2 separate regions of the Mus musculus genome follow, and region 2 is linked to region 1. Evidence: chromatin contacts called from ENCODE Hi-C or POLR2A ChIA-PET data. All regions are on one chromosome and are shown on one strand. Each heading gives the region's core, a stretch centred on a gene start or an enhancer-like site at or near the end of the contact. The rest is flanking DNA. Distances are from core to core; before and after follow the strand shown.

Region 1 (6,883 bases), core at 2,371-4,870:
GTGGAGGTGTCGCCCCCTTGGAGTCAGGGTGATCATATTCACATTATCATCCACTCAGCAATAGGAGAAAATATCTGCCAAGCACACAGCTGACAATGGAGTTGTGCTAAGAATTTATAAAGAACACTCAAGTCTGGAGTGCTGAGAAGGCTCAGGAGGTAGAGATGCTTACTGCCAAACCTGACAATCTGAGCTCAATCCTTTGGACCCACATGAAGGAGAGAGTTGACCCCTTCAAGCTGTCCTTTAAGCTCCACAAGGCAACACCACACTCCTCTCCCTGCACAGTAACAAATGTAAGCAGAAACTCAACAGTTTCTAGCCTAGTTAGAAACTGGGTGAAGGCTGGGCGGTGGTGCGCACACCTTTAATCCCAGCACTTGGGAGGCAGAGACAGGCGGATTTCTGAGTTCGAGGCCAGCCTGGTCTACAGAGTGAGTTCCAGGACAGCCAGGGCTACACAGAGAAACCCTGTCTCAAAAAACTAAAACCAAACCAAAACGAAAAAAACAAAAAAACTGGGTGAAGGACATCAAGGGATGTCAGAAGAGCAGGCCCAGCCAGCGAGTCAGCAGATGCCCACCATGGTCAGCCTGGGAAAGCAGAGCAAGGCTTTGGCTAAAGACACACCCATTTACCTATGAGAAGACGAAGCATTGGGTGAGGGTGAGGGTGAGGGTGCTGGGAGATTCAGAAGCATCTCAGAAAACTAAACAAACTGGGACACAGCCCAGGGAACTCTCTCTCAATCATCCACCCCAGAGAAACCAAAACCTGTTCACAAAAACCTTCACAAGAAGGTGCATATGGTATGGACGGTGGAACATTCCTGCTATGGACTACTACTCAGCAATTAAAAAGGACCGGTCAGTGGTGGGGTGTGGCTTAGGGGTGGAGTGTTCACTTAGCATGCAGGAGGCCCTGTGTTCCATCCTTGGTACTAAAGGAAAAAAAAAGCGATGAGTTTAACTCTGGAACTGATTGATGGCCATGGTAACCTGGAAGGACCTCAGATACAATACTCATATTACACAACACTTCATATGATATTTTCTTTGCCCTCTCCAGGCCCCTACAGAATGTTCTCTGAAATGATGATGTAAGGATAGACAGTGTATGGTGGCTGTGGAGGCTGGTGATGGGAGGAAAGGATGCTGACAACAAGGACAGCACAGGACCTCTGTGATCCTGACTGTGATGGTTATGCAGCCACTGCACCCATGTTCATTTCCTGGCTCTGCTACTGTACTGTAATTATGTGTGTCACAACAGTGGAGAATGCTGGCTGACACTGCTCAGACTAGCTTGGCAACTTCCTGCAAACCTATCATTATTTCAAATAAAAACGCTTTAGAAAGTTCACCAGCAACCATAGCAATTTATGCTCCAATGATGGATCAGGGGACAGGAACTAGAGAGTCAGAGCAGAGAACAGGAAAAGGTGAGGCTCCTGAAGTTCTTAAGTCCTAACGGGAGCTGGGTCTTCAGCAGATGGTGAGTATGGTGGTGGGGAAGTCGCTTGGGGCTACTGTGTCTGAGCAAGCCCTCCACTCTCCTGCCTCACTGCTCAGCTGACCGCTGCCTCCGGGGCCTTCCTGCCTCCTGCTTTCTCAGATCACACTGTCTTGTCTCTACCTTCCCCAAAGGACAAAACCCTGAAGGCTGACAGGAACAGAGATGACTCCTACTTTGCACACTATGTACAACAAAACCTAACCTGAGCATGCACAGAGGCCCCTTTGTTGAAATCAGGAGGGGGACCCCTGTTCTGCCAGGCAGTGGCAGCCTGCGACTGGCAAAATAGCTGGGACAGGATTTCAGTCTCCAGCTAGCTTGGACACAGAAGCCAACCCACCCAACAGATGACATGCATAGCCCTACTATGTTACTTTGTAGCATCTGGCCCTGTTGTTTTGTTTTCTGAGACAGAGTCTTGTGACACAGCCCAAGTTGGACTTGAACTCTCAGAGATCCTCTTGCCTCTACTTCCCAAGGCCAGCTACAAAGGTATTTTTTCAGGTGTTATATTCATATGATAGAGAATTTAGCTTAGTGAGGGGTATGATGTCACTCAACAAAAATCTACAACCCAGGTCAGGTTGTAATGGCAGACTTCTTATCTAGGCATTTGGGAGGCTGAGGCAAGAAGATCAAGTTCAAGGACAGCCTGGGCAATTTAGGGTTAAATTTTATCTCAAGAAACAAAAGCACAAACACAAAAGAGATGGCTGATCCTCACAAAGGGTCACTTTTTTCTGTAGCAGAAACAAAAGCTTTGCCTGAACTGACTCACAGGTCCTGGAGCCTTCCCTTCCTCTGCACTGCTGGGGATACTGGCTGGGCTTCAAGTGTGCTTGCAGGGCCTGGGAGATGGCCACCAAGCCTGGTGACCCCAGTTCAATCCCTGGGATTCACATGGTGGAAGGAGAGGGGTGACTCCTGCAAGTTGTCCTGTGACCTCCATGTAAATGCTATGGGACAAATATTTAAACAATTCAGATAGGACACCAACATACACACACAATTAAAAAAAAAGACAAAAGAAAACATCTTAGAGGGGGTAAAAAAAAAAAAAGAACCAAGGAGAGGTACCAGTGTCTTAGAAGTTAAGATACTCGCCTGAGTGTGGTGGGTGGTGGTACAAGTTTGTAATTCCAAAATTTGGGAGGCAGAGGCAGGAAGATTGTGAGTTAAGGCCTACCTGAGCTCCAAAGCAAGCTTTTGTTGCTTCCAAAAGCCCAATGTGGAGGTGAGGGACTGCATAGTATAACACTATGACAGTATCTGCCACCATCTTCTTTTGAAATAAAAGACCAATTTCCAGCTGGGCAATGAATGGTAGTGCACATCTTTGATTCCAGCACCTGGAGGCAGAGGCAGGAGGCTATCTGAATTGGAGGTCAGCCTGGTCTACAGAGTGAGTTGCAGGACAGCCAGAGCTACACAGAGAAATCCTGTCTCAGAAAACAAAACAAAACCAAAATGACAAAAAAGAGGCCAAGTACCTAAATAAGAAAAGTAAAGGAAACCTAAGACCTCTAATACACCTAAAGATGGAAGGAAAGAGAGAGAGAGAGAGAGAGAGAGAGAGAGAGAGGGAGAGAGAAGCCAGAAGCTGACAGACAGAATCTCTAACAGTCAGAGGAAAGCCCCAAGTGACTCTTACTGCAGATTTAATCTGTTGGCAGCTGTACATTTCAGTCAGTTGTGAAAACATAAATAAGGGTCGTAAGCAGTTTGATGACTTCACCCTAAAACAACGGAGCATTTTAAACTGTTCAAAGGGCACCTTTAAGACAACTTACAAATTTAGCCATTTAAATGTTAGGTTGAGAAGAGAGCCCCTGTCTGCTGGGCATGTGGATTTATTTTTCTTTTTTTTAAAAGATGAGGATACAAACTTGAAAATCCTGGTCTCATTTCCAGTGGATTTTTAGCCCCTGGTCACCCAGTCGTTTTACTGTAGCGAGTCCTGACTGAAGTCTTTCCAGAAAACACTAAAGCTACGCTGGACATGGGAGGCTGGCAAGGAGAACTGGCTATGGTGGTGCACAAAGGCCATGCTGGGTTTGCATGTGCTCTCACAGCGCATGTGCACTTGGGAAACTATTGGTTAGAAACCCACAAGGGCTGAGTGGCTAGCTGCTGGCCACCATCCAAATCAATGAGAGGCTGCCAGAAATGTAAACAGGATGCGTTTCTGTAAGTTGATGAATCCGGCAGGCAGAGGCAGCGCCTCTCAGTTCTCTCTGGAACCAGCAGCAGGGATGGTCCCATTTGAAGGCTAGGGTGACAAAAAGCAAAGTGAAGGCAGGCAGGACACCCCAGCCACCCATTTCCAACAAGAGGTGGACGGGACGGACCCCTGGTGGCTCTGTCCACTGCCTCTCTCTGGGATACACAAGCACATTATTCTGCTAGGAAAGCCACCCACAGAGTTCTACCAGCAGCCCAAGGCAAAGAAAAGTGCCAGGCAGTGGGAAAAGAGCCAAAAGGCTAGAATGTGGCTCCCGCTCCCAGGGTGCTTTCAAAGATTCTCAGAGCAGGACAGAGCAGGGCCCTCAGATGAAGTCTAGAGATAAAGCTACAAAGGAAGGTCCTAACAATGGAGGGATAGCCAGAAATTTCACTGATGGGGGGAGGCAAGGCTTAAAGACAGATGATGGGCCAGCTAAAAAATCTGGAACCTCTTTGGTAAGAAATGGGGACAAACAAAAGGTTTTGGAAAAGGGACATGAGGCCTAGCTCTGCCTCCAGATCTGTGGAAGGCGGGGCCTTCCAAGGAGGGACAGAAGGCAGGGCAGACACAGAAGGTGGTCAACTGGGAGCCAAACAAAAGAGAAGGGCGGCTCACTAAGAGAACTCAGCAAGCTGGGAGCAGAGGGGAGATGAGGTTTTAGTGGGTCAGTGGGAAATTCTAATCAAAATTTTCAGAAAATAGATAGACCTAGAGGCCAAACTGGATTTTTTTTTTTTTTTAATTTATTTTTAGCCAAACTGGCTTTTGTTGGGTGAGGTGGCACATGCCTGTGAACCTCACACTGGGGAGGTGGAGGTAGAAATATCAGGGTACGTAACAAAGTGGCTGCCAGCCTGAAAACATGAGAACCTCAAACCCAGCACAAAACCCTAAACTGACATAAAACCTTCAGGATTTAGGACACGCAGAGAAACGGGGCACGATATTCAATGGCCTAGAAAAGGGTTTCTGAAAGTTAAAGAAAGGGGAAGAGAGCAATTCGCTGCCCGCTTGGTTCCCTCAGTTTTCCCAAAGCGGTGTGTGAAAAGCTGGGTGAGAGCTCAAGCCCCATCCTTTAGAGGCTTCCGAAACCCACCACCTGCAGCAGCTCACAGCCAAGTCCTCCTTGCCTGTTCTCCCAGGTGTCAGGCCAGAAACCCTGGAATCTTCTAAACATTTCGCCAAATGTTATAAAGACAAACACGGAGGGGAAAGGAGGCTTTCCTGTTAATGTGCTTAGCACTGACAAGCAAGAGTAAACAAACACCCGACCACTCCAGCCCCATGTGCTCATTCCATGCTTTCTGACTCAAGCCTGTGAAATAATCTCCATGGTATTTTAAAGGAAGGAAATACGATGCAATAGTATAAGTACTAGAATAAACTGTTCATAGCAAACACCTTTGCTTTCATAGGATTTTTGTTCAAAGTAACATAGCCATATACAATCAGGACCACCAAACCTGAGAGAATATGTACAAGTGCTCTCTCTCCAGGCTGAGCTGTATAATATGTTCTTCGGTAAGCACCATAGGTGCAGGCCCTTGCTGGCATGCAGTGTCAACCCAGTAGGTTTAGGGGCAAGTTTTAGGAGAATGATAGGCTGTGAGGAGGCATATGCAGAAGGATAAGTAGTTCGGGGTTATCCTTGGCACAGTTTATTTGAGGTTACAATCAATCAAACAACCCTGGATCATTTCCAGTAGAAGAGTAGAAAAATTGTTCAGGAATCCCCTTGATAGTGGCACCTGTCTGACTTTCTTTGTGAGAAATTACAGCTAGTTAAATTATGAAATTTCTGGGTTGAAATTTATGTATAAAAAGCTAGAAAAATGGCTCAGCTGTTAAGAGTGCTTACTGATGTCGCAGAGAACTGCAGTTCAGTTCAGTTCTCCACACGCATATGTGGGGCTCAACCACCTGGAACTCCAGTTCCAGGAAATCTAACTCTTCTGTGTGTGCATGCTCGGACACGTACACACACACACACACACACACACACACACACACACACACACACACACACATACACACTGTATGCATAGTATGGAGAGCTGGCTCAGCCAGTTAGAGCACGGCCTGCCAAGCCTGACCACCTGAGTTTGACTGGGCTCTGACTTCTGCACATGCACTGCAGCAGGTGCACACCCCTCCACACAGGCAGTTAATAAATGTTTAAAGACATTAAAAAATTCAACATATACACATTTACTTGACACTTTTGATAAGCAGTTCTAAAGCATTCTCCAAAAAAAAAGGAGTTAAAGGCATATGCCACCATGTCTGGATCTAAATTGTTGTTTATCAATCGGTTTTACTGAAATTGTTCTTTATCAATATCTATAAAGCCATCTTCAAACCACAGGCCAAAAATCCCAACAGTACTGAAAGTGCAGCAGGCTCACTAACTCTATCCTGACAGTACAAAGCAGAAAAGCCAGGAAAGTAACAGATATTTGGGTTCTATCCATCAGACAGACTTTCACATTCAATCTTTATATTGGTAGTAAGTAGCCATTCCTAAGTAATAAAGTGATACATAAAGTAATAAGGTCTCTACTTAGTAGTCAAAATGCCTACTGTTGGGAGGCCCAGGCAGCACTTCAACAGAACCATCAAGTCAAGGCATAAAGTGAAATTAAAAACATTCAGCCTGAGTCCAGGAAAGCCTTGAATTTGATGGACAAGCTATCAATAATGACTGTCTATGTGAAACCCTGACTTAAATAAGGTATAAGGGGAAATTAGCTTGCTCATGGTCCTTGTTCCTTGCCTCTAGAACTATACAGCACAGAGTGGGGAAGGTGGGTGAAACACTGTCCAGCAGCTACGAAGCCCCAAGTTCCAGCCTCAGTCCTTCAAAACGCATCTGATAAGACCCTATGGACAAGAGAAAAACTCACAGAAGATAAAATGATTAACAGAGAAAATAAACTCAATGCTAACATAAACATCAGCAAAAATATCCTTGGGCATGTCAGTAAATTCAGGATCAGCACTAAGTGGCCTCTTGCTGAACTGTCACATTGAACAGCATTTCAAGTTAAGTGGCAGGTTTCAGATATAAACAGACTTGGGAGAGTGTGGCTGCTTGGCTCCTTGGAAAATTCTTGGGGGAGGGGGAGAGAACGTAACACCACTTTG
Region 2 (7,523 bases), core at 1,120-3,619, 39 kb after region 1:
GTTGGCCCGGAAGTCTGGCTCCCAGGATCCCAGCCCAACCGCCCTACACCAAGGTTTCTCAAGGCCGAACTGAAAGACGTGTCCCAGATGGGCTTCTGCGTCCCCTTGCTAACTTAAAAAAAAAAAACCAAGGCCCTGTAAAAATCTAGTTTCGAGGGTAGCTTTTCTGATAAGACAAACCTCTCTACCTGCTTGAAACCGTGTTCCTCAGACCTGTCCCCCCACCCCCCAAAAAACCAGGGGCTTGGAAAGAATCAAGAAGAAAAAGAGAGATGAGAAACTTGACGAGGAAGCTAATCTAGGTGCAGAATAGACTCTGTGTCTAGACTTTTGCTACATCTTATTCCAATGTTGAGACAGGCTCTCACATAGTCCTGGCTAGCCTCAAACCGTCCATGCAGCTAAGCCTTGAACTTAAATCCTCCTGCCTCTACCTCCACAGTGCAGGAGAATCTCAAAATGCAGGAGAATGCTACCTTGACCAGTTTATCCCACACTCAACCCAGGGCCTTATGCACATTGGAAGAGACTTACAGAGCTACAGGCCCAGTTCTCCACAACTTTCTTTTTGACCCTTCTGCAAAGACTCACTGTATTAACACTGATCCTAGACTCTGTCAACATGACTGTTTCTTTCACATATACGGCACAGAATATAAAAGGCACAAGGGACAGGACCTTGAGTTCATTACCACATGAGGATTATTGCATCTAGTTCAAACAGACAAAACAACTATGCAACAATGAAGGACACGTGGACCCTGAATGACATGAGAAGGCTTCTGGAAGGTTCTTTGTTTTTGTGTTTTGCAGTGTAGAGGTTGGACGCCTTGGGCTTGTACTTGCTAGACTGGTGCTTTCCCACTGAACCATATTCCTAGTCTAATTTTTTTTTTCCTCTTCCTTTTTTTAGTTCTATAATGGTCCTGTACATATGCTTTTAAAGCAGGTTTAGTGTCACATACCAAGATGTTTTCTAATACAACTATATATCTTGGATTAACTTGGAGACTGGGGTCGGGGTGAGGCCGGGGGTACAGGTAGGGAGGTGGTTAGGGACGAACACGATTGGCACAGAACTGACCCTTGTTTCAATGCTGGGTAGTGGGTGTCTCGAAGCTCCTTCTAACATCTCACCTAACTTGGTGTGTATGTTAAATCACCATACTAAAAGGTTTAAAGAACAAAGTATGGGTGGCACATGCCTGTAATCCTACCACTGGGGAGACGGGTCAGAAGGATAAGGAGTTTAAGGTCAGCCTTGTCTACATGGCAAGGCCAGCCTGGGCTTCATGACTCCCTATCTCAAAAATACAAACACTGGCAACTTAGTCTAGTTAGTAATGTCCTCCCTAGCACGCATGAAGTTCTGGATTCAATCCCAGCACTACACGAACAAAGTATGGTGACACAGCGCCCTCCTCCTCTGTAATTCCAGGATTTGAGAAGTTGAGGAGAGAAAGGATCAGGAGTTCAAGGTCATTCTTAGCTACAGAGTGAGTTCAAGGCCAGTCTGGGGTATATGATATAATGTGTGTGTGTGTGTGTGGTGGGGGGAATAAAATGGTCAATTCTCATTTACAAATAAAAAACGAAGGCTGATGTCCTCCAACCTACACTATAAACTTTGCATGCTGGAGGGACAGGGAGAGTTGGCGACCCTCAATCCACGTGTCCAGCCCTAACACCCTATTTGTAACCCAAGTCCCTGAGAGTGGTCCAGCTTGCATTCCCACGGTCCCCAAGCGTCCAGGGCTCTGCAAATCTATCGCGCCCCTGGGAGGTCACGGGAGTAACCCCAACTGCATTGCTTGAGGTCCCTATTGGAAGGGAGGGGCGCCGGGTGGCAGGGTCGCGGGTCCGTGGAGAACAAAGGGGGCGGGGCCCGCGCGCCACCTGGACCAGGTGTGTGTGGGCGGGGCCGCGCGTCACCTTAAGGATGTTGTCGAAGATGGTGTCGCGGAACTCCAGCAGCGCCTTCTGGTCGAACTCCCGGCCGTGGATGATGCGCATCTGCTTGAGGAAGGTGGACTTGCCGCTCTCGCCGGCGCCCAGCAGCAGGATCTTGACCAGCCGCCGCACCGCGCGCCGCTCGCGGGCCAGCAGCGCGTCGATGTCGCGGCTGCGCCGTCGGGCCTCGCGCTCCGCGTCGCGCGCCGCGCCCGCCCTGCGCTCGCGGGCTCCGGCCTCGGCCGGCAGCAAGCAGCGGCTAAGGGTCCGCACCACCCCGGACATGGCCGCCCTCAGGCCGCGGCCGCGCCCCGCTGGGGCCCGCGCGCCATGGACGCCCCTCAGCCGGCGCGGCCCTGCCGGGCCAGGCGCCGCCCCGCCCGCCGCTCCCTCAGGCTGCGTCCGCCGCCGCCGCCCCGAGGCCCTCACTCGCCGGGCCGGCTGAGGGGCGGAGGGGAAGGCGCGGAGGGCGGGGCGGCGCCGCGCAGAAACTCTTTTATTGGTTGGGAAGTCTTCTATCTTGGGCAGCGCGCTTTTTTACTGGACAAGCGTGCCTTGGAGGAGGCGGGCACTCCTGTGGTCCTTGGGGCGGAGCCGGTGCCGAAAAAGGCGGGATCTTTTCGATGAGGGAGCTTCTTATTGGACTGCTGAGCAAACTTCTTTCTTTCAGAATGAAAGGGAGGTGGGGCCATTGAGGAGGAGGAGCTGAAGCCCTTCGCAACCAATTAGAAGTGCTCTGATCGTTTGTCAGTCACAATAACTACGCTTGGGATTGGAAGTTGTGGGAAATGGGGCGAGGCCAAAAGTGCCAGGTGTACAGAGTGACTCTCTGCCTTGATTCCCAGGTTGGTCCGGCTGTGAGCCCAAGATGTGGCTGCAAAGTTGGGAAATAGCGATGAGGTCCTCCTGCTCTTAAGTTTAGGGAGAAAGCTCAGTCGTTTTCCTTCCAAAAACATTGAAGCAGGGTGGGTCATCATTTTCAAACAAAAGCTGCTTTGAGTGTTACATGGGCCCCAAATAAGGAGAAAACAAACAAACAAAATTATTGTATGGGTCTCCCTAGGCACTTTCTTAAAATATGATTAAGGGGAGATGGTTCAGTGGGAAAGAACTGTGAAAGTGTGAGGACATGAGTTCAAATTTCCAGTTGTGCCTGTAACCCCACCTCTCAAAACCCAAGATAAGACCAATTCCAGTAACTTGCTGTGCAGCTATCCTAGCCCCAATGATAAGCTTAAGGTTCAGTGAGAGAAGCTGTTTGAAACGTTACAGAGGGGAGGCAGTTGAGCGACTTCTTGGCCTTTGTATGTATGTGCACTGGCGCGCGCACACACACACACACACACACACACACTTGCACACACATGCACGAGCGCGCACACACACATCTGTGTTTGTCATAATCACTCAGGCAGTTTGATGTGGAATAGTGGTCTGAAGTGTGGTGTCTGAAGGGTGTTGGTGCTGCATGGAGAATCATTACAGAAGCAAGAGAATTGAGATGAGTTTGAAGCCAGCCAGGGCTACATAGTAACTCTCTCACCATCTTGGCTAGAGATGATGTTGCAAGAGGAGGTCAAGCTTGTGTGATATAATCCCAGTATTGAGAGAGCCCGAGACAGGAAAATATGGAATTTGAGGCCAGCCTGGACTAAAGCTTGACTCTGTCTCAAAATGTTTTTTTTCAATATGTGTACCTGTTCCATATCCCACTTTCTATTACAAACAGAAGACAACCTTTGGTGTTGGCCCTTGCCTTCCACCTTGTGTGAGGCAGGGTTTCTTATTGTTTGCCATTGCATATGCTGGGGTAGCTGGCTCAGAAACTGAAGATAGCCCATCTCTACTTCCCATCTTGCTTGGAGTACAGATGCCTGCTACTGCGTCTGGCTGTGTGTGGATTCTAGCGAATCTGAACACAGGTCCTCACTCCTTTGAAGCCAATGCTGTACCCACTAAGGGATCACCCCAGCTCACGGTTTATTGTCTTTTAAGAGAGGTCTCATTTATCTCAGGCTGGGAAAATTACAGCCAAGGATGACTTTAAACTCCTGATCTTCCCGCCTTTGCTTCCTAAATGCATGCCATGACACCTAAGAATATGTTTCTAAGACAGAAAATGGGGGAATCTGAACCCATGGACTAGAGTTCAAACCTTATTCAGTTTTAAAAACCTAAATTAATTCACAGTTTTCGGCAAATGCTCCAGACATTTACAAATAACTTTATAAATAGCTTGATGCTGGTGTTTATAGAATCATTAACTATTTTAAAGGGCCATTTAGCTTTTTTTTTTTAGTGACACATTGTGGTGTTTTATGGGAGAAATTATATACTGTTGATAGTATCTAATTTGGGACTTTGACAAGGGTTCTGGCCATATCCTTCACATTTGCTAAAAGGCTAAAGTGCTTGAAATAAACACGTGTATCCATGCACTCCATAATAGTCTCTTAATTACCCCTGGCATTTATATGGCATGCTGTAATTTCTAAAGTGCTTTACATACATTATCTGATGTCATCTGTTCTCTCCACACCGCTGGGAGAGAGGCAAGTTACAGGGTAGCTCTAATAAAACAATCGGAGGGCTGGAGAGATGGCTGGCTCAGTAAAGTGCCTGCCAGAGCAAGCGGGGACCCCTGACTTTTGATTCCCCAGAACCTATGGAAAATGCCCGGGTGCTAGTGTGTGGCTCCAATCCCTAGTGGAGGTCAGGAGAAGAGAGAGAGAGAGAGAGAGAGAGAGAGAGAGAGAGAGAGAGAATATCATTCTGGAAGCTTACTGGCCAGCCAGGCCAGCTGAATCAATGAGTTTCAGATTCTCCTGTGTCTAATTTGCTCTTCTGTACTCGTGATGACAGACCATGACCAAAAGCAACTTGGAGAGGAAGGGGGTTATTTTAGCTTACAGTTACAGTTTACCACTGGAAGCCAAGGCAGGAACTCAAGGCAAGAGGTTGAAGCAGAGACTGTGGAATACTACTGCCCACTGGCTTGTTTGCCTGGCTCCTGCTCAGCTAGCTTTCTTATAAAACCCAGGGCCACCTGTCCAGGGCTGGCACTGCCCGCAGTGGGCTGGGCCCACCTATGTTACATTGGTCTACAGAAGATGCCCACAGGCCAGTCTGATTCCTTTTCCCCCAAATCTGTCAAATGACAACTGAAGCTAACCATAACTGTATCAAAAGGAAAGAAAGGGAAATGATTGAAGAAAGATATTTAAAGTTGAGCTCAGACATCCACATATGTACATTTGCATGTGTGTGTGCGCGTACACACTACAAGTACATATTCACACACACACTCAAACATACCATACCCACCCCCCAAAGAATGCTGAGTTCCAAGCACTACCAGTGATTCTTAGGTGTAAGTATGGTTTGTCAATAGCAGAACCTGAACAGGAAGCCTGACCTGCTGCCTGCTTCATATAGTCTGTGGGTTCAGGGCGTGTAGGAGAGTTTGGAAGTTTTGCTTTACCATTTAGGGATGTGTGCCTTGGAATGAGTCATTTAACATCTCTGAAATGTGCTTTTCTTATCTGTAAATCAATGAGGACAAAAATGGAGCCTTGGGGTTGGAGAGATGGCTCAGTAATTAAGAAAGCTGGCTGTTTTTCTCTCTGGACCCAGGTTCCATTCTCAGCATCCATACAGCAGCTTGCAACTATCTGTAACTCCAGTTTTATGAGATCTGATGCCTCAGCAGGCACCAGGCATGTACATGGCTCACAGGCATACATGTAGGCAAAACACCTGTACATGTAAAACTAAAGTAGTAAAGAAAAAATATGTACCGCTGTTGCAGAGAATCTGAATTCAATTTCTAGCATTCCCAATGCGTAGCCCACAGCTGCCTGTCTGTGAGTATACACACACACACACACACACACACACATATACACATACACACACGCACATGCATATATACATATACACATATGTACACACATGTATACATACACACATGTACACACATATATACACATATACACATACACACACGTGCACACACATATATACATATATACACATACACACATGTACACACGCATATACATATATATATATACATATACACATGTACACACATATACATATATACACATACACACATATACATATATATATATATACATACACACATGTACACACATATACATATATACACATACACACATGTACACACATATACATATATACACATACACACATGTACACACATATACATATATATACATACACACATGTACACACATATATACACATACACATATGTACACACATGTATACATATACATGTATACACATATACATATGACATATATACATATACACACATGTACACACATATATACACATGCACATATGTACACACATGTATACATATACATTTATACACATATACATATGTACACACACACACACACATATATATATATATACACATATGTACACACAAAGAGACATATACACATGTACTAAGTAACAATCATCTAAGAAATGGACCTTGATAAATCTTAAGTTTGCAGAGAGAAAGGTTTAGCTGGGAGTTGAGGTGGTCCAGTGGGTAAAGTGCTTGCTGTACAAGCACAAGGACTTGGATTTGAATTTTATTGCCCATGTCATGTCAAAAAGCCAGAAGTGGCAGCACAAACCTGTAATCTTAGCATGTCCAAGGTGGAGGGCGGATGGTGGTAATGGTGATGGCTTTTGTGAAGATGGTGATGGTGACAGTGATGGCAATGATGGTGACTGTGGTGATGGTGTCTGTGGTGATGGTGATTGATGGTAACAGTGGTGATAGTGATGATGGTGGTGGTGACAGTGATGGTGACAGTTGTGATGGTGACAATAGTGATGATAGTGATGGTGGTGGTGACAGTGAGGATAGTGATGGTGACAGTGATGAGAGTGACAGTGGTGAGGGTGACAGTGGAGATGGTAATGGTGACAATGGTGACAGTGATGATGGTGACAATGGTGATGGTGACAATAGTGATGACAGTGATGGTGGTGGTGACAGTAGTGACAGTGGTGGTGACAGGGAGGATATTGGTGATAAAGGTAGAATTAGTGAATTGTGGTACCACAAAAATTAAAAATGCTGCACAAAGAAATCTGAATTGTCACTGATCAAAGTGAGGAAGCCTCAAAGGCCAAAATGAAAGAGAAATGAGAGTGTGAGAGTTAACCTGTGGAGTTGGAAACTGTTCAGCTGTCCTCAGACACCTGCCGAAGCATCATAGGTCTGCCTTCCTGTGCTCAGCTGAGAGACAAAGGAAGCAGGAGGCCAGGACTACATAACCCTCAAAAGAATGAACTAGCAAGATTGTGTGGTGGTGCAATCATTTGTCAGCACATTAAGTCCTGAGGAAAGAGACAGATGCTCAGTGTCACTGCGTTGTTGGTGCTTCACTAGTTTGGGACAAGGACTCACTGTGTAACCTGTTGGGGATTGGTTCTAATGTTTGCTTTAATCGGGAACCTGCATGTCCAAATTCTGAAGGTCCTTATTCCCAGTTGGGTTTTGGTCAATCAATAAAGATGCCAGTGGCCAATGGTTGGGCAAT

What was found. Hi-C counts contacts between places; a loop is a spot of excess contacts on that map. ChIA-PET counts read pairs that join two places held with the same protein, here RNA polymerase II (POLR2A).
Region 2: a map of heart shows a loop between it and region 1 (2.9-fold over the local background). The contact joins the promoter of Gna12 here to the enhancer-like site in region 1. A Hi-C loop is called at or near these places in 10 of 37 maps with a recorded cell type or tissue (adrenal gland, heart and left cerebral cortex). POLR2A ChIA-PET finds 5 or more read pairs at or near these places in 2 of 5 experiments (Patski and embryonic stem cell).

The regions. Positions count from the first base shown.
Region 1 is chr5:140,787,416-140,794,298 of GRCm38, forward strand. The region is part of intron 1 of Gna12 (guanine nucleotide binding protein, alpha 12); the gene reads right to left. Among named protein-coding and RNA genes, the nearest start is that of Gna12, 40 kb to the right of the region's middle. Within about 2 kb of position 3,621, at least 1 of the 3 ENCODE cell types and tissues checked has a DNase peak (open chromatin) inside an H3K27ac peak, as active enhancers do; it is heart, where a contact is called at or near this core.
Region 2 is chr5:140,828,062-140,835,584 of GRCm38, forward strand. It overlaps Gna12 (guanine nucleotide binding protein, alpha 12), which reads right to left and starts at 2,370. Exons shown (of 4, transcript NM_010302.2): 1 at 1,933-2,370. The coding sequence starts at 2,235.